2 separate regions of the Homo sapiens genome follow, and region 1 is linked to region 2. Evidence: chromatin loops called from intact Hi-C (ENCODE). Cell type or tissue: Caco-2. All regions are shown on one strand. Links, peaks and the distances in the headings refer to the core of each region. The heading gives the core; the rest is flanking DNA.

What was found. A loop is a pair of places that touch in the nucleus more often than their neighbours do. Peaks named below come from ENCODE experiments on the same cell type or tissue, not always from the same donor. Only the 100,000 strongest peaks of a DNase experiment are listed, where the experiment ranks them.
Region 1: it touches region 2 in a loop (3-fold over the local background); 1 of 110 quality-filtered maps calls a loop at or near these places.

What each region holds. Positions count from the first base shown.
Region 1 is chr2:149,462,019-149,472,395 of GRCh38, reverse strand. It overlaps LYPD6 (LY6/PLAUR domain containing 6), which reads right to left. Exons shown (of 5, transcript NM_194317.5): 4 at 3,621-3,751; 5 at 1-1,713. The coding sequence ends at 1,546. Among named protein-coding and RNA genes, the nearest start is that of MMADHC-DT, 120 kb to the left of the region's middle. In Caco-2, for the core only: no CTCF peak of the experiment used is centred there; DNase peaks (open chromatin) are centred at 5,545 and 6,255.
Region 2 is chr2:149,065,992-149,076,368 of GRCh38, reverse strand. All of the region lies in intron 1 of LYPD6B (LY6/PLAUR domain containing 6B), which reads right to left. It also overlaps the pseudogene TXNP5. Among named protein-coding and RNA genes, the nearest start is that of LYPD6B, 32 kb to the right of the region's middle. In Caco-2, for the core only: no CTCF peak of the experiment used is centred there; a DNase peak (open chromatin) is centred at 5,278; H3K4me3 peaks cover 192 bases.

The DNA.
Region 1 (10,377 bases), core at 1,577-9,576, 400 kb before region 2:
TGAAAACCCTGCACACAAACTTAGACCAGTGATGGTCACCACCTGAATAATTCCAGGACACCATCACTGAGGAAACCATGGAAAAATCCTTGAGACAAACATATTGCTCTTGCCTACATGTTAACTTTTTTCAACACTGGTGCAAGTATTATAGATAACTTTCAATAAACATATATTAAAAGCTCTACCACTGTTGAAAAATATGTATTCTAATTTGATCACTTTGTTCAGAATAATGAATTTTTTAGAATATATTTTAGTTTCTAGTTATGCCTTACAAAAATAAATACTGTTTAAATTATTTACAAGGAAGAAGAAAAATTGTAACTTGGGGTACAAAAAATACAAGAAGGATGACAAAAATTTTACCATCTACTTCAAAAGCAATATCTAAAAGAAAGAAAAACTTCCCATTGAGTCTCCTTGTTAGTCTTGCAATCACCTCACTGGTCTACTTTCTCCTCATCATCGCATATTATGCCTTGCTTCCCCATCATTCGAAAGACAATTTAATGCAGAATCTTCTCCATAAAGTCACTGGGGATTTGGAAGTGGGAGCTCTTTGGCAGTATGAACTGCAGATGGAGTAAGAAGCTGGCTGAGCCACTTAGTCGGCCCTCAGAATGAACTAGGACTAATCTCCACACATTTTTCCTTTCATTCTGAAATCCTCTGTCTAGATTATCTATGGCTGAATAGAACCCCATATCTGGGGAAAACAACTCCATCCTGGTTTGGGGCTCTGGACACAATTGACTCAGGTGGAATCTAGGATCTCATGAAGCATAATTAGGTGCCAAGTCAAGGAGAAGGCTGATCTCACCAATTATATGAAGGGATAACAGCCACTTTATGGACAGTGGCTCCATTAAGTTGAGGAAAATCCTCCTCCAGGCACCCCCACAAATATAACAAACTTTTATGATTGCCTTTTTGTCTTCTGCACAGAACAGAGGAAATGTGATTCCCAGCACTGGGAGAAGAATGTTGGGAAAATTAATTGAACAAATGGCTGGAATTGTTGGAATTACTACTCTTCCAGGGACTCAGTCAGAATTTCCAAGGAAATAGTCCATTCAGTTTGGAGTCAATGTTTTAAAATTCTAAAGCTACAAATGAACTCATGATTATATTTAAACCAATGGTTACTTTTCTCCTGAAAAGCCCACATCTATACATGCCCCTATAACATACTCCTAATATCTTACAGTCTCAGGACCTACTGCATCTCATGCATGTATTCTTCCAAATTAAGAACCCCAGATCTCGATAAATGCAGAACTACTTCTTGGAATGAAAACAAACGTTTATGGTATGGAACTTGGGCTGTACTGACAGAAGGCTTTGATGAGTCTCGGTTAGACTCAAAATGGCTACAATGAAGCAACATTTATTCCTCATGGTAAGTGGCAATGCTTGGCTGTGATGACCTCCAAGAGTGTTGTGTCTCACATGTGTAATTACTGTCAGGCCAATGACTCATGCAGGTCTGTGGACCATCGAGATCCCCATGGATCGCTATTAACACATGGAGCCACTGAGCCACTATAACATGAGCCCTAACCACAACCACAAGCAGGACACTATCACTGACATACAGCGTGGGTGCCCATTTGTCTGATTTATAGGTGACGTCGTGGCAAATGTGGCATCAGTTTCATTTCGGGGCAGTGGCAAGTTACAGATATTTCCTTCACAACAAGAAGTGCAGACCTGAAAGAAAGGAAGAAAAAAAGATAATGAGAAGCCAGCATGTCTTGGAAGGAGGCAGGGTTTTTGAAGGCACTGTCGCCCACATGGCAAGATGCAAGTAAAAATTACCTAATCTATAAAGGAGATGCCAACTCTACGTTCAGGAAGGCTGGGGATAATATTTCTTCTAGAAGCAATCTGGTCAACATGAAAACTCCCCAGGCCAAACTTCAAGAGAGCTAGGTTTTGTTTTTGACACCCTCCACCCATACGATTCTTACAAAGGTGTATAGCCTTCCTGGGCCTCAGTTCTTTCGCCCTTAAAATGGGAATAAAGAAACTCGTCCGTGTTTTTCCATGAGGCTCTTTCTGACTACTTGAGGAAGAGAGGGTAAGCCTTCGTTTGCCAAGTTTTCAAGTGAGAGTCAAGTGGCAACAACCCGGGTGGTTTAAACTTGAGTACTGACTTTCACAGAACTGTTTGCATAAGTGTCTCCATTCTCATTGGGTGAGTTAATGTTTGAAGGGTTTTCATTCATGCAGTTACTCCTGCTTTACACCACCTTACTCGTGGATCATTAGAAAGAAATAAACCCACAGAGTTAGTGACAAAAACTTTCTTGGGGCATGGCTACACAAAGTACAGACCAGCAGCTCCAACATCAGCTGGGAGTTTGTTACAAGTGCAGAATCTCAAACCTTGCCCCAGACAAAGAATTAGGACTACATTTTAACAAGATTCCCAGGTGATTCCTAGTCATAGGATGGTTATTAATAACATTCTATACAGTCATTTTCCTGCAGGGATTTGAGTCTTTAGTCACAGTGACACGTGCCAGGAAGTCAGTATAATGTTGCGGAGGTAGACTCCAAACCAGAGGTGAGTTGGAATTCTGTGCCTGTCACTTACCAGCTGTGTGACCGAGCATATGACCCAATTTCTCTAATCCTTAACTTTCTCCTTGGTAAAGAGGCCACAGTAACTCCTCAGAATCAAGTCCAATTTGCTGGAGAGGTCAGGGAAAGCCTTTGGTTTTACTCATTTTGAACCAGGAGCAGAATAGGCAGATTATATTTAAAATTTTAATTATTAGTGTATTCAAGAGGTTGCTTGAAAATTAGGTGTCTGCCTTCTTAAGAAACAGTGCTGTTCCCAGGTATTGAGAATGGACATTGCCCAAACCACCAGGAAGGCCACCTGCAGAAGTGTTCAGCTGCTAAATAAAGGCCAAAGTATGCTATGTTAAGGTCACACGTATAGACAGCATATAGACATGTATAGACACACGTATAGAGGGCAAGGCTGCCTTTCTGTGATTGTCCATATGCCCCTTCAAGGCTGCCTCCCAAGCTCATTTTACACTGAGTGCTTCTGTACATAGGCACCATGTGTTTCCGTATACAGGCTTCTACAGGTACCAGGTGAAGCTTAAGCGAACACACAAGATGGGTCTCCATCACCTATCAAATGACTCAAGAGCCAATGGAGACCCTCCCCAAACTAACATCCCAGTCACAACATGAGCCCTACTTTACAGAAAGTTATCAAAGCTGAATTGCGTCGGTCCTCCTGTGATGAATGAACTGGGTACATCTGCAAAGCTTCACTGTGATGGACATAACTGGTCTCTTGCTCCTCTTTTTTCTGGTAGCTTTATTACTTTCCTCTGAGTGAAGAAAGTTATTACAATAACACTGAACACCCTCTTCATGTGTGTTTACACAATTTATATCAGTTGTCCTATGCTCTGGTATAAATGTGTATTCTTTTAGAGTAAACAGGAAAGGAAGCGTCTTTTCATAGAGCATAAAGACAATCAAAAGACAGCCTTCACGGGGGAGTAAGAATCTGCTCATGAGTACTGGCAGATGTCTGAAGAGAAGGCAGCTGGCTATGTAGTACTGGTCACTTGCTCTGTTGCCCAGACCTTGTGGCCTTCATGCTCGGAGTCTCTGCAGCCAGTGGATAAGCACTCTTCCAGTGGGACACAGCGTTTGGTGACTGAGATACTGTTTCCTGTGACTTCCATTGTGTGCTGAGTGTAGCAGTATCTGGTCTCTGTCAACAGAGAAAATATATTTGAGATGGGAAATGTTGACCAAACCTGCCTAAAAGGAAAATAACAGGAGTGTCAGCATTATCATTCCAGAAAAGAGCTAATAGCACATAAGATGTGCACTGCTTTGAGTTTATGTCCAACCCCAAAGACCTCTTTGGAGAGCTCCACTTTGCCATGGTAGGAGGACAACCTTCAAAGAATATTGATTTCTCTGCCCAGCATTATTCCCATAAACCAAGACACAATGGTTTCTCCTTGCCTTTCAACAAATTTTGCCACTGGACTGATTTTTATTTTTAGGGGATGAGTGGTTTTGCGGGGATGATTTAAGAGGTATAAGTCATAGCAATTTTAAGGAAGATGAAAGGACAAAGAGGTTCAAAGAACTCAGGGTTAAAATGAGTTAGGCAGGTAACAGTAGTCCTCAAGGAGATAAAACACTACAGCAGTGGCTGGTGTGTGTGTGTGTGTGTGTGTGTGTGTGTGTGTGTGTGTGTGTGTGTGTGTGTGTTGGGGGGAAGCAGCTATTCACAAGAGCAGAACAATTTAAAACTTTGTGCCAATGAGCATAGCTGGGTCCAGGGTGCATTACAGACGAAGACTGAAACAATAATGAACATTTTTCCAAAATTGAGGAGCTTCGTTTCTCCCTAGCATGATTTCAGTGTCTTCCTAGGACAACAGATGAAGACCATGATGGGAGTTTCCAGAGGTCCCTCTATGTCTAATGAATCTGAAAGCTTGAGATCTCTTCCAAAATTCTTTGGGGGAACTTTTAATGTGTAATTTAAAAACTAAAGAAAAATGGCTTTGTCAATGTAATTCTTTATGGCCTCCAGGCAATGTTCAGCTCTCTAAGTCTGGGATTTAGGAGAATGTTCTTGCTCTACTTTCACATTAAAAAAGAAAATGAATAATTCTTAAGAAATGTCACCGAGCTGTTTTTCATCCACATCTTGGATCCAACTTTGCATGCTTTATACATTTCAGATATTTAGTGGCTAATATGGAATTATGACCTTCTATGAGATTATTTATTAGGCAATACAAATTCCTCCCCTCTCCCCCACCAGATTCTGTCATGATTTTGGCAGCTTTTAACTGAAGAACTAATGTCCAAAGAAGAAAGCGTAAGAAAATTTTAGGTCTTGAGAATGAGCTAATACAGACCCTTCAACACATCCTGGAAGTCATCAAAACTCAGGGGTTTTAACAGTCTTCCTAGAGACCCTCACCTGACAGGAATCCCAAATGGTCTCCAATTAAGTCGTACTAAGAGCTGCCACTTTCCCAGTGGTGATGCTATTGGCAGGTGTGCCTGGGCAGAGTCTGTGGCAACACCCTCCCCTAAATGCTGTCCCACACTGCATCCCGGCTGGAATTGTTAGTTGGATTGGGCTGAAGCTTGCTCCAAGGTTGCCCAGGGTCCTATGGAGCTCTTTGGGAGTAGGGTAAGGTCATCTGGGGAGCTCACAATAAGAATAGTTGAAAGTTTTCTACCTGGCAATAATTATCCCAAAGCCCTAAACTATCTTAACATTGGAGTGATTGCTTTTCTGTTGAAGAAGAGGCAGCAGCTCTCCTCTTTTTTAAGCCTTAACAGGTTTTGACAAATGGAGGCCAGTGGCCTGGGAGATTTACCACATCTTCTAAGAGGACTGGTTTACTTCTTTGGTATCAGACTCGATGGACGTTTATGGTCACAATAGGTTCATCTTTCCCACCCCCACCCCAACTTCAAATGTTCTAGAAAGCAATAAAATCAGGAATGTTCTTATCTCCTGTCTCCTCTTCATGCAGACAGCTAAGAGCAGCTGCCAGAGGTTTTACTGCTCCAAATGTAAATCCGAGCAGATAAGATCATAGGCTTATGGAATGAGTAAATCACTACATAGCTGCAGTTTTGGAAATCAGCCTTTTCCCCCAAGTAGTGAATTATCCTGTTTTAAGTAAGCCTTAAAATAACAATTGGTGAACTTGATATGACTACTTCTTTGTTCATACTTTTCTATCTTTAACAAAATATCTTATACATAATGGAGAGCGTATTCCATTGAATGACAGTAGACGCAACAACTGATAAAAATAATTTTTCAGGAACACATGCAAAACCTTAGTACCTAATAAGCTGATTTTTTGCCATTCTGGGGGTAGAAGGGAGATCAGTGCAGTAAGAATTTTTTCTTGTACTTCACCCAGTCCAATCCATGAAACAAAAATATATGGAGAACACTGCCATCACTTCCAGCAGTACAGACCTCAGTGCTGAAGCATCAATCCTTCAAAAGCATTTATTCCACTTCTTATCTTACAAAAACCCTAGGTGAGTTATGAAATGTTAATGTGGAAAAAGGTTCTGTGGTTTAAGAAGTTTTGAAAATGCTCAAATAAACTCGAACAGGTTTCTTCAGTGCACAACTTATGAGAACCTTCTATATGTGTTGTGATCTCATGATCTCCAAAGGTTTATCGGGGTGAGCAGGCAGAATTTCCCAAGTAGAACTAGGTGGGCCACATTTGGCTTATCACTGGACTGGAGTAGTGATAAAAACCTAGTTTCAGCCACAGAGCATTGTTCTCTATGCATTTTGAAAACTCCTTGGGTTAGTAATGAGGTAATATGAGAATCAAGCCTGCTGATAACTTCACACTAAAAGGATTTCAAAGGCTTTTATCTAAAAGATAAAAGATGAATTTGAATTTCCACCAGGTTAGTTTCTGTCTCTAAAATCTCATATTCTGCAACTACATGGTATTCCCAGAGGTTGTGAAACAAAAGTCTTTTACTATTAGATTAACAGGCATTCAACTAAAATCAGAAATGGGAAAGAGAACTTCATCAACAATTGGAAAATATAATTTTTATGAAATTCACACCCATGTGCACGCATGCACACAGAGTTCATAATCTCGTTCTGAAAGTTAAAAGTAACCCAAAGCTAAATTGCAAACTTTCATTTACCCACCAATATTGTTTTTAATAACAGAAACTATATTTAAACAAAACATACATAAGATGATTTGAATTGAGACATTACAAATGTCCAACTTTCTTATAAAAGGCTTTCTTGCCACTCAATTATTCTTCATGGTTCTGCTTGTTTTAGTTTCTTCACAAACATACAGGTTGATAAAAATGATGCTAGAGAATAATTTTCCAGGTGCAAGAAAATTAATGGGAGGAAAATACTTTAATAGTAATATTACGAATTATACTGAAAAATGAAAGGCCAGTCGCAGCTGCCTGCTCTCTCCCTGCCCCCATTCCTTACTGTTCACATAGCTCTTCACTTCTGCCACACTACTCCCCTGCAACAACTGTGCCCTACGCATCAAATTCCATGCCCTTTTCCCATGTCTGACCCTGTAGGATCTCTTTGTGACTCTGGGACTCTACTATGGATAATCTCATCTGTGGGACTCTCCATCCTAGACTTCAGAGTTCTGTCTTCCAGATGTTCTCCTAATCTCTGTTCTCTCCACTTTCAACACTTTCCCTAATATGAAAGTCGATATTCTCCCATGTTCTGTCCTTGAACCTCTTCTCACTCAAGTGGCCTCATCAAACTTCTCATGCCATGTGTTCAGTCTGAGTCTTTTTCCTGAACTGTAGAACCAAATTACCAACTATTTTCTGGACACTTCCAGCATTACCTCACACCTAATGTGTCTCAACCCAACGCATTATCTCCCTCCCCCTTGCATCTTTTTATCTTCACATGTGTCTATCTCAGGAAGGGACCTCCTGGGATATTGTACCTCCAGCTTCTCCAGTAACTTGAACTAGAAATCTGGAATCAGCTCAGACTTTTCTCCCTAATCTGGGAGTCTCCAAGTCTTCTGAAATGTCTCCATTATCCATCTGGTCTTTTCTATTCCATTTTCCATTTCCTCAATTCCGGACCTCATTGTTTCTTGTTTTGTCTCTGACATGCAACCCGCCACGCACAAAAGCATGAATGCCACCTAATTGTCAAGGAATCCTGACTGCTGAATTACTAGGCTTATTTGGCCTGCCTGAGTGGCTTGGGAATAGGCCATTGCTCTCTCTGCTCCCGAAGCTGTGTGTCAAGTGCATTGGAGTAACTGCGCTTCCCTGATAGAATCATCAGTTAATTTAATTTCTAACTCAGAGCTTGGCATCTGAAACTCAGCCCTCATTACTCACGGTTCTCCTTGATGGAGGCTCCAAACTGTCTCCTCATTGCCTCGTATATACCTTGAGACATAGTACCACAACTTTTGACCATGCACGATGAAAAATGTGCATCCTTAGCATGGTCTGCATATTTTTTCCTATCTTCTACTCCTGGACACCTGATATTCTTCAAGGCTCAATCCAAATGTGATAAATTCTGTGAAATCTTCCTGATCTTCCTCCCAACCAGGTCAATGCTAATCTTCTCTCTTCTCCATGTTGTCTTAGTCCTTCTTAACTTTCTCATTTGGGATATCTGGCTTTTCTTCTAGATCATGGTTCCTGATCAAAACAATTGATTTTTTTGTGTTTAAACTGTTTTTTTTTTTTTTAATTTAACCTATTATTTTGAGATAACTGTAGATTCCCATGCATTTGTAAGGAATATTAATAATAGGAGATCCTCTACACCTTTTACCTAGTTTCCCCAAATGGTAACAACTGCAAAACTATGGTATAATATCACAACTGTGATATTGACATTAACCCAATCAAGATACAGAACTTCTCCACAGCCATAAGGATCCCTCATGTTGACCTTTTATAGTCACATCCTCTTCCCTCCTGCCCCCACCCCTTCCCTAACCCTTGGCAACCACTAAATGGTACTGCATTTCTATAATTTTGTCATTTTGAGAATGTTATATAAATGAGTCACACAACATGTAGTATTTTGGAACTGGGCATTTTCACTCAGTCTCATTCACTGGGTTTGTTAATTTTTAAGAGTTTGTTAACTTTTATTGCTGAGTAGTATTCCACGGCATAGATGTACTAAAGTTGGTTTAACCATTCAGCCATTGAAAGGACATCCAGGTTTGTTTCCAGTTTAGAGATATTATTAATAAAGCTACCATGAACATTTGTGTAGAGGTTGCTGTGTGAATATAACTTTTTACTTCTCTGTATGAGTGACCAGAAGTGAAACTGCTGGGTTATGTGGTAGTTGCATGTTTAGTTGTTTAAGAAACTGTCAAGCTGCTTTCCAGAGTGGCTGTAACATTTTATATTCCTACCAACAACGTATTGAGTGATCTAGTTTCTCCTCCTTTTTACTAGCATGTGGCATTTTTCTTATTCTTTATTTTAGGTATTCTGATAGAAGTATCATAATATCTCATGTTTGAAATTTGCATTTCCCTTATGGCTAATGATGTTAAATGTTTTCATGTGTTTATTTGCCATCTGGTTATCTTCTTTGGTGAAATGTCTATTCATATTTTTCCTATTTTCTAATGATGTATTTTGTTTACTGGTGTGTTCTGAAAATTATTTATATATTCTAGATAGCAGTTCTTTGTCAGATATGTGATTTGCAAATATTTTTCCCATTTCATAGCTTGCATTTGCATTCTCTTAACAGGGTCTTGTGCCGGGTAAAAAAGTTTTAAATTTTGATGAAGTCTAATTTATTATTTTTTCTTTTATGAGTCATGCTTTTGGTATTAAGTCTAAGAACCTCACCTAGCCCTAGATTTATGAAGATTTTCTTCTATTTTTTCCTAAATGCTGTATGTTTTTACATTTCACATTTAAGTCTGTGATTCACTTTAACTTTTGTAAAAAGTGTGAGACTTAGGCTGAGATTCATTTTTTGCCTGTGAATGTCCAGTTCCTCCAGTACCATTTGTTAAAAAGGCTGTCTTTCCTCCACTGAATTGCTTTTACACCTTTGTTAAAAATTAGATGGGCATATTTTTAAGGTCTATTTATTCTGTTTAATTGATCTATGTCTATTTCTCTGTCAGTACCGCAGTCTTGATTACTACAGCTGTATATTAAATCCTGAAATAGGGTAGTTTGATTCCTTCTACTTTAGTCTTCTTTTTCAAAATCGTTTTAGCTATACCAGTTTCTTATCTTTCCATATAAACTGTAGAACACTTTTGTCTATATCTAAAAAAAAAAAAATCTTCCTGGGATTTTGACAGGAATTGTGTTAAACCTATATAACAATCTGTAGAGAACTGACATTTTACTATGTTGTCTTTCAATCTATGAACACGGTCTTTCCATTTATTTAAATTTTATTTTTTTCATTGACGTTTCATAATTTTCAGCTTACAAGTCCTATACATGTTTTGCTTAGATTTACCTGGAAGTATTTAATTCTTCTGAGCAATATAATGCTATATTTTAAATGGTATATTTTTAAATGGTATATATAAATGGGATATTTTAAATTTCAGTGTCCACATGTTAATTGATAGCATAAACACAATTGAGTTCTCAATTTATCGTATATCCTATGACCTTGCTGAACTCATTTATTAGTTCCAGGAATTCTCTTTAGATTTGTTGGAATTTTCTACATAGAAATCATGTTGTCTGTGAAAAAGGACAGTCATATTTTCCTTTCCAATCTGTATGTCTTTTATTTACTTTTCTTGTCTTATTGCACATGCTAGAATCTACAGGGTTGCACTA
Region 2 (10,377 bases), core at 955-8,954:
GTTATCACTTCTTATTATATGCTGCATTCTCTTTAAGAAGAAAATCAAAATGTATAAAAATAAGGTTTCCAAATACAAAGGGATCATATTTGCAAAGTTAATCTAGTCTGTCCAGGCTGCTATATAAGGCATGCCAGGAGAGAAAGCCCTCACCTCCCCAGGCTGCAGGAAAGCTAGTAAGTTACTCTAGTGCTACTCTGGTAGCTATTAAGTTACTCCAGTGTTAAATCCTGACGTTTCACTTTCCGATATTCAAAACCCATTCTCCCGCGCCTCTGGATTACTCCAGTGTTAAATCCTGACAGTTCACGTTCCTAAACTCAAAACCCATTCTCCCGCTCCTCTGGATCCTCCCTCTCTCCTAGATTGGCCTCAAACTCCGTCAGCCTCCTGCCTCATCAGCCGTAGCACTGGCCATAGTTTCTGAGGCTTTTTGTCTTTGCTTTTGTCTCGGCATGTTTTTACTCATCCACCAACACTGCCGAACACAAGCAGAAAAGTATTCTGCTAACATTGTTTTTAAAATTATATGGATTACATATCTGTTTATCTTACCTACTTTTCAGAATATATGACATTTAGTGATCAGAAGCATTTATTAGGCATCTACCACAGAAAAACAAAACTAGGATTGTCATATGACCAACTTTATACTTTTCTTTTTGTTAAGATTTTCCACAAACCTGGAGTCAAACCCAGGTCATAGTCAAACTATGCACATTAGTTATAGGTTCTTCTAACTTCTGCCCTCTATTCCTTCACTTACAAAAAATAAATGAGTTTTCTTTTTTCTTTTCTCCAAGAGAAGTTTGACAACTTTTAAAGAGTTTAAAAGCATGATTTGTTGGTTGCTGTTTGTCTCAGTATCTTATGAACTATTTAACTTCATCACATGAACAGATTTAATGCAAACATACACATTAAGTCTAAATTGGCCAGAAATGTGTTCAGTAAAATATACACACTGCAAAACACCACGTCAAACCACAGCCATAAACATATAGACCCATCTAAATAGAAACAGTCAATCTACACTTGATTGTCTGTGTCTACATTTTTCTATTACTATAATATTTGTTTACTACTTATCCAATCAGCGCTGGCACTGCCCCATAAGGAAGCAACAGTGAGTGCCAAAGATTTGAGAACAGTTTATAAAATGGGAGGGAAATAGAGGAGAAGGAAGATTTCTGAATTTAAAAATCAAAAGCATAAAGTTAATGGAGCATCTAGGAATTATATACTCACTGGATTTATAATAAAAGTTTCTAAAATACAGCTCCATATGACTGATTGGCTCACCATGTTTTATGAAATACGAAGTCCTTAAAAAGAGAAAAGGCATTTTGTTTTCTTTAAGATTATTAACACTGACTGAGCACACTATATTGTATATTAACAAAATATATATGACACTGCTAATATGGGTTGCCTTGCAGAAAAAAACTAGCTGCCTGGAGGAGGAAAAATGGGGTGGGGGATTCTCACTGTACATTCTTTTGTTGCCTTTAAATGTTGAAGCATATGAGTCAATTACCGATTCAGAAAAAAAATTGTATTTTAAACTTTTAAAGCATTTCATAGGATATTCTGGAAGCTCAATAAATGTTAACTCAAATTAATCCTTTTCCCAGGAAAGTAAGTGGTAGGCCCAGAGAAACCACTTAGTTCACATTTTTCTTCAAAGAGGGAACCTCCCTTCATTTAGCTACCTTCTAGAATCACAGCAATATTATAGTTTTATTATAATAACATTTTTTCACCCCAATTACTCTTCTCTGAGGCTGGAAGGGCCCATCAGCACACCTTGATTCACAGTTGATTGCCAAAAGCCTTTGTGCGTGCCCTTAGAAGTCAGGTTCGTGTTGCTGGAAGCAGGGAGAAAACCTCAGAGAACTTCCTATCACCTATCATCCTATCACTAACTCAACCTCTGCTCTGTAGGTTGGAGAATCAGGCTGATATGTGCTATAATTATTCCTATTAATGGCATTAAAGTTGATGTTTTAGATCTATCTAGAAGTAACTGCAACTAAAATCAAAAACAAAAGGAGAGAATAAGTGAGAGAGCACATGTGCGTGTGTGTGTGTGTGTGTGTGCATGCATGCGTGTATGCATGTGTGTGCACGTGTGCCATCACAAAAGTGGCCCTGTGGTCGACCCTTTGAGTAAACATTCACTTGAGCCTCTGACCTGAACCCACATTGACCCACCCCAGCTGGACATTCACAGGGCTCCACAGCAGACACCTTCTTTACGTAACTTGGCCATGTCTTGGCTATAAGATCCTCTGAAAGCACTCGTTGCATTTGCAACTTCTGGATTAATATTGATCCTTAGATGCTTGTATGGGCTCTGATTTTCTATTGAGTCTCCATAAGCCAATGGAGCACGGTCTGTTGAGGCTTCCTTCCCCAGACCCATCACTTCTGTCCTCCTTCTCCTTTCGTACAGCCGTCACCCTGGTCTGGGTCTCCACGCCCTCACCCGAGGTTGCTGTCCTCTCCCTCTCTCATTGAGCTTCTGCTTGTAACTCAGAGGATCAGCAACATGGGCTAAAGGGAAAGGATCAGAGACAGGCAAATCCAGGCTGGAGAGAATCTGAGTGCATCACCCTGCCTGCAGAGTTTTGGCGATGGTCCAGCAGGTACCTATAGAAGTGCAGGCACCCATGCCCACTTGGGTCCCCAAGTCTGTCATCCAAGGAGACACAGCAGTGGTAGGAGGATAAGCAAAAGCACCGAGTGGAAGAAAAGGGGGCCTCAGCAGCACAACGGATCTTCCTAATGCTCTACTCAGCACAGAGCCCCAAACAGCTGCAGGACACAGACCAGAACCAACATTGCTTCCCAGCATCACGGCAGTGGGCTTGGACAGGAAGACAGCAAGAACAAGGCAGATCCCAGGACCCAGCTGGCATATCAGTAACAGCAGGAAATCAAAGAAGAAACTCAGAAACACGGACCAAGAAAACACCATGAGGGTGGAAACAAGGGTGTCATTCAGGGCACATGCCTTCTCTCACTCAGGGCTTCAGCTGGTTTTCTACCTGCCAGCTAATGGGTGTGAAGCTGTCAGGGTGCCTCTGCCCACATCAGCAATGGGTCAGAGACCAAGAGATATACTGGGCTGGGCCTGCTAGTGAAAAGCAAGAGAAGCTACAACTGCACAGGGTTGCAGAAAGCAGTGACAGCTGCCAGCCTGCCATTCTACTCAAAAAACTCTAAACAGCTCTGCCTACCTCACCATTATCATCATCATTAAACCCAGCAGTGACTGGGCATGCATTACCCATGAAGACATCACCTCTTACCATTCCCCCTGCTCACTATTCTCCAGCCATTCTGGCCTCCTTGGTGTTCCTTTAATAAATGAGGTTAAGTTCCCATCCCAGGGCCTTTGCACTTGCTGTTCCCTCTGCCTAGAAATCTCTCCCCATAAGTACCTTCAAAGCATTTTCTCTCTCCTCCTTCCATCTTCACTCAAATGTCTCAGGCTTTCCTGACCACCCTATTTAAAATTGCAAATCCAGGCCAGGCATGGTGCCTCAAACCTGTAATCCTAGCCCTTTGGGAGACCAAGCTGGGCAGATCACTTGAGGTCAGGAGTTCGAGACCAGCCTGGCCAACATGGTGAAACCCCATCTCTACTAAAAACACAAAAATTAGCCAGGCATGGTGGCACTCACCTGTAATCCCAGCTACCGGGGAGGCTGAGGCACAAGAATCGCTTAAACCTTGGAGGCAGAGGCTGCAGTGAGCTGAAATCATGCCACTGCACTCCAGCCTGGGCAACAGAGTGAAACTGTGTCTCAAAAAAATAAAATAAAATGAAATAAAATAAAATAAAATAAAATAAAATAAAATAAAATAAAATAAAATAAAAATAACCACCCTAGCATTCTCCCTTTCCTGTGTTATCCTTCATAGCATTTATTACATTGACATCCTGTATGTTTACTTACGTGTTTGTTTATTATCCTCTTCACCAGAGGCACATGTGCTGAAAGTCAAGAAACTAAACTAAAATAAAATAACCACCCTAGCATTCTCCCATTCCTGTGTTATCCTTCATAGCATTTATTACATTGACATCCTGTATGTTTACTTATGTGTTTGTTTATTATCCTCTTCACCAGAGGCACATGTGCTGAAAGTCAAGAAATGGTAAAACATAGGGAGACTGAGGAGGGCAGATCACTTGAGATCAGGAGTTCAAGACCAGCCCGGCCAACATGGCAAAACTCTGTCTCTACCAAAAATACAAAAATTAGCCAGGTGTAGTGGTGTGTGCCTGTAATCCCAACTACTCAGGAGGCTGAGGCAGGAGACTCATGTGAACCTGGGAGGCAGAGGTTGTAGTGAAATGAGATTGCGCCACTGTAGTCCAGCTTGGGTGACAAAGCAAGACTCTGTCTCAAAAAAAAAGGGGGGTAAAACAACTTTCAAGAGAGAAAAGGAATGTTACCAGCAAAACAACCAATGCCATTATGCCCTTTTTCTTCTTCCCATTGCAAGCCATTTGCCTCCCAATCTTTAAAATCTGGACTGAGAGACCTTGTCCTTGAAGTTTTCCTTCGTGGCTCTTTGATTCCCTGGTCTTCTCTTTCTCCAAATGACATTGTTTATTCTGTACAAAACTTCACACTAACCAAAAGCGCCTGCCTCGTTGGACTACTAGGGGATTTAAATGAGTTAATTCATGCTTAGAAAAGTACTAGGACAGTGCTCAGTCCTTGTTAAGTGTCTAGGAAATCACAGCCATTGTTATTATTTAGTGTATGCATCTTCTATTATATCTACTGATTCGAGTCCTATTTCTATAGCTAGAGTATAAGCAAACTGAAGGCAAAGATCTTATCCTAGATTTTGAGATTTCCCAGAGTACTTAATCCAGGTTTTTAATAATTATTTGACAACCGATTGATACAAAGTATTTCAACTTTCAAAGATTTGTTTGAAAGCCCTTGGAACCTCTATTTAAACAGTGATTCCCATCCTTTACCTCTCCCAGGACTGACCTGGTATGCAAATACAGCAAATCCCTGAAAACGGCATTTGTAACAGGAGCTTTGCTATAGCATGAACAGCAAAGCCAAAATACTATACAAAAGATCAAACAAATATTGACTAAAAGAATTTTCCCCAAGGCAACTGTTATAGTCTTATCTTGAATAGAATGTTTGCACAGTTAATTAAGTATTGCTATGGACTCAGCAAAATCCCAGGCAGACCCTGCCAAGCCGCGTTTTACATTCCCACTGCTTTATCGCTATTTACAAAGCCACGCAGGAGTCCCTCTCCTCCTAGCCCCTCACCTATCAGTCCTACTAATGCCGGGTGTGGAACTAAATGATAAGTAAATCATACACCTTTTATCGGTAGACAAAAGATAATGGAATCTCAGTGCCAAGGATTCCATTTACCTATCCCACGGCGAATATGCTCTGTCATTTCCCTTCCAGAAATCAATCAGGCTGCATCTGTTACTACCTGTTGACTTCTTGGAAATGTATGAAATAGTAGAATCATGTAGAGAGAGAGGTGTTTACTGGTTTCACAGAACATGCCTCTATACACCAGATACTAATGAGAGTTTACTTCCTATGATTACCAACCAAGAAGCCTGCCAGAACACCTCAAAATTGACCTCAAAAATCACAGGCTGTTCTATACAGTGAATAAGCTGATTGCTAGCTTACAATGGGTTGTCTAATTATGGAGAAGGTCAGTTATGATGACTAGAAGCCAACAAGAGTCATTCACAACCTTTCTTCCTTCCCTCCTTCCATTCAGCCATTATTTATTGAGCACTTATGATGATCCAGGCACTCTTCCAGGCACTGGGAATACCATCGAAAATACAATTACCATAGTCTTAGGAAGGTTATATGAGGGGGGAAGGAGATCAATAAAATAAAGAGGTTAAAATTTTATAGTGTGTTAGATATTAATAAGCGCTAAAGAGAAGAAAAATTAAGAAGCAGAATATGAAATCCCAAAGCCCCAGCAGAAGGAATAAACTTGTAGATGGGTAACCAAAAACATCCTCAGGGAGAAGCCACTATTTGAAGAAAGTGAGAAAGCCAGCCTTCTAGGTTAGCGGGGAAGAGTCTTGCAGGGGGAGAAAATTGAAATGCCAACGTCCTGTGGCAGAGCATGGCTGGCGTGTTAGGGAACATTAAGGAGGCCAGTGTGGTGAAGCCTGGTGCTCACTGGGAGACATGGAAGGAATACGCCCCAAGAGAAGCAGGGAGCAAGAACCTATAGTGCCTTGCTTCCAAAACATATGCATTTTTATTCATCACAGAAAAGCCACCTGTTTACCAAATTTTCATTTACTCACAACTCTCCAGCCATTATTTTTCTAAGAATTTATGTATTTCAAGAAAATGATTCACATACACACACACGTACACACACACACACCACCCATCTCTGCAATTAAAAAAAAAAAAAAAGTTGTACAGCTAGCCAACATATTTGTCTGGGGAAAGCTCTTAAGCTTCTATTAATAAAAAGAAAACTGTTCATGGCTTTGAGTGTAAGCTTCTGCAGGACTGGAACCAGGCCTCACACTGAGTAGTGGACACTGCTCAGCACTATGGACAACTGGGCACTCGGTGATGCTGTGGAAAGATGTCATGCTGGCTAAAAATAATAACATGCAGAGTTATAGGAGACAGGAATGTTGAAATTTACCACAGGGACTTTTTTTTAATGTGGCAATGCTTCAAAGTCTTTGGCAAATTTAAATGCCAAGCTGGCTCATGCAGTATCCAGACCACACATCCTTCCTGCCCAACCAGCTTCTCAACATAAATAAGATGCTATCAGCCAAAATCTGTGACACAGCAGGGTTTGGGGTGGTACCTTAAGATCTGCTATCTTCCAATTCTATTCAATCCTAACCAACCCAGTTTCATTTATCACAGAAACAGTTTTCCATTACGAAACATTCATAAACAATTCCACCGCAGTCACTCTGCTGTTCTTAGGTATACACAGTCTATGTCGCCAAGGCAAAAAGCACAACTACAAGGCATGTCCTGTGTAACAAAAACTAGTTATTATGTTACATGGATATTTTGTGTAATGATAAGAAAAACTAAAAATGTAAAAAAAAGTTATGATTATTAATGACTAGTCATAATTCTGCCTCCATCAAGTTCTCCCAAGGCCACCCCCACCAGCCCACCCACAAAATGGACAAATTCCTGTGGCTGAGTCACTTTTCTGGCTCTCCTTGATTGCAAGTTATACCAAAACTGAAAAAAAAAAAAAAGTCTACATAATAAAGAACTTCGGGGTGGGGGTTGGGGGAAAGCAGTTGAAACTTCAGAAAGGTATGGACAGGGAAGTAAAAATGAGTTTTAAGAAGTGATCTGGAACAGTGTGGAACAAGAGACGGACGAGATAATTTTTAGAAATGTTTCTTAGAAGACCCCATCAGCCAAAATGGTGAAGCAAATTGAGCAGAAGTTTGCTTTTCAGGAAGCCTTGGAGGCTGCAGGCGATAAACCTGGAGTAGTTGACTTCTCAGGCACATGATGTGGGCCTTGCAAAATGATCGAGCCTTTGTTTCATTCCCTCTCTGAAAAGTATTCTAACATGATATCCCTTGAAGTAGATGTGGATGACTGTCAGGATGTTGCTTCAGAGTGTGAAGTCAAATGCATGCCAACCTAGTTTTTTAAGAAGGGACAAAAGGTAGGTGAATTTTCTGGAGCTATAATAATAAGGAAAATCTTGAAGCCACCACTAATGAATTAGTCTAATCATGTTTTCTGAAAACATAACCAACCATTGGCTATTTAAAATTTGTAATTTTTTATTTATAAAAAGTATAAAGTATGGAGACTATATACCCAACTGCCATCTGCGTGACAATAAAATATTAACTCAAAAAGAAAGTGTTACTAATGTTCTCTGAAAGATGCAAATGAAGCTTGAAAATTCAGAAATACTTGTTTGCTACTTTAGTTTCTGAACTGTGTTCCTCTCAATGGTAAGTTGTATCAATTACTCTTGGAACAACTAGACTTGGAGAAAGAGTCTAACTCGTGGACATAAGAAATGCACCAAGTTTTTCATTTAACATAATACATTCTGCATTATTGAGGGCAATGATGTATTCCAAAACAAAGCATGGTAAAGTGGCTACAGGAAAAATCATGGCCAGACTTCTCCTGCCCTACCTCAAACACAGAAGCCAGTTATTCTACAAAGGTTAAAAATTACATGCTGATTTCTTCTCAAACTGCCTAAAAAAGCAGAGATTTGGGCAAAGACTTTTCCAGTCTCAATAAAGAAGCCCGAAAAACAAAAACCTCCATCTTCACAGTGGTGAGGTGTTCCCCACTCACCTTAGAAAAACAGGACTTTCTGTTGAGATCATTCCCTCCCTCTCCCCTCCTATCAGGCCAGTTTGAGAGGAGGGTGGTCACGCATTCTTCCAAAGCAAAAGCTTTTCTACCCTCTAGAAAGTTTTGGTCAAAGAAGATTCACATATAATACAGAATACATGCTACCAGTGAGTAGTAAATTAAATTTTTCTGTTGCACTAAGAAGATAATAAATTCTCCATTTGGACTGTAAAATAACTATTTGAGACATTAATGATTATACCAGGAATCTTCCTAAATTATATAAAATTTAAATAAAAATTAGAGAAAAAATTTTCTTTTAAGACAAAGATTATCTAAGAGCATTCCCTTAAACCAAAGGAAAAAAGCAAAGACTATATAGTATCACTTTATAGCCCTATGAGGATAATATATAATGCCTACAATCAGAAAAAAAAAACAAAGTTTTAAAAAATTATACACAGAAAAGATAGGAAAAAATATACATACTTTTCAAATCTTATCAATAAATATACTAGAGGGGTAAATTGCTTTTTACTTTTCACTTTTCTGTGTTTTCTGAAGCTCTCATAGCATGTATTAATTTATAATGGAAAATTAATTTATAATGGAAAACAACTTTTTAAAAGATGTTTAAATTATTAAAACATTCAAAGATTAAAATATTTATTAAGGATCATAATGAATAAATATAAAATATGATCAGGAAAAAGCATTCACAACTGATCATGCCACCTTTCCCAGATAAACCATTTACATATTATGTAGCAGCGCTTCTCAAACTGAAGCAGGCATAAGAACCACCTGCAGAGTGTGTTGAAATACAGGTGATAGGAATAGTAGGCAGCCATAAAAAATAAGGAAATCATGTCCTCTGCAGGAACATGGATGTGGCTAGAAGCCATTGTCCTAAGCAAATTAACATGGAACAGGAAACCAAATACCACATATTCTCTCTTAGAAGTGAGACCTAAACATTGGGTACTCATGGAAGTAAAGATAGCTACAATAGACACAGGACTACTAAAGGGGAGTGGAAGGAAGGGGTGCAAAGGTTGAAAAGCTAACTATTGGGTACTATCCTCACTATCTGGGTGACAAGATCAATTGTACCCCAAACCTCAGCATCATACAGTATACCCATGTAACAAACTTGCACATATACCCCCTAAATCTAAAATAAAAGAAACCAAGGAATAATAAATAGAGGATGAGAGCAAATGAGAAAAGAGAGGAAGTAGTGCAGAGAAGAGAAGAGAAGGGAGAATGTTGGAGGGTGAAGAAGGAATCAAAGGTAGCATGGAGTATGTTATGCCATATACACAACAGTTGCTCAAAAATATTTATTAAATTTGAAGTTAATAAATGTTTTTGAGCAACTGTTATGTATATGGCATAACATTGGAACCAACCTAAATGTCCAACAATGATAGACTGGATTAAGAAAATGTGGCACATATACACCATGGAATACCATGCAGCCATAAAAAATGATGAGTTCATGTCCTTTGTAGGGACATGGATGAAGCTGGAAACCATCATTCTCAGCAAACTATCCCAAGGACAAAAAACCAAACACTGCATGTTCTCACTCATAGGTTGGAATTGAACAGTGACAACACATGGACACAGGAAGGGGAACATCACACACCGGGGCCTGTTGTGGGGTGGGGGGACGGGGGAGGGATAGCATTAGGAGATATATCTAATGTAAATGACAAGTTAATGGATGCAGCACACCAACATGGCACATGTATACATATGTAACAAACCTGTACGTTGTGCACATGTACCCTAAAACTTAAAGTAGAATTAAAAAAATAATAAATTTGAAAAAAAAAAGGAAACAAATAATGGTTAATAGAACATAGTGTCTCTAGACACAAGACACAAATGGGTAGCCAAAACTGGTACTGCCCAATCTGTGCCATGGGCCACTGAACTACAGCCCATGAACTAGCAGCCTATTTTTGTAAATAAAATTTTATTAGGGCCGAGTGCGGTAGCTCAG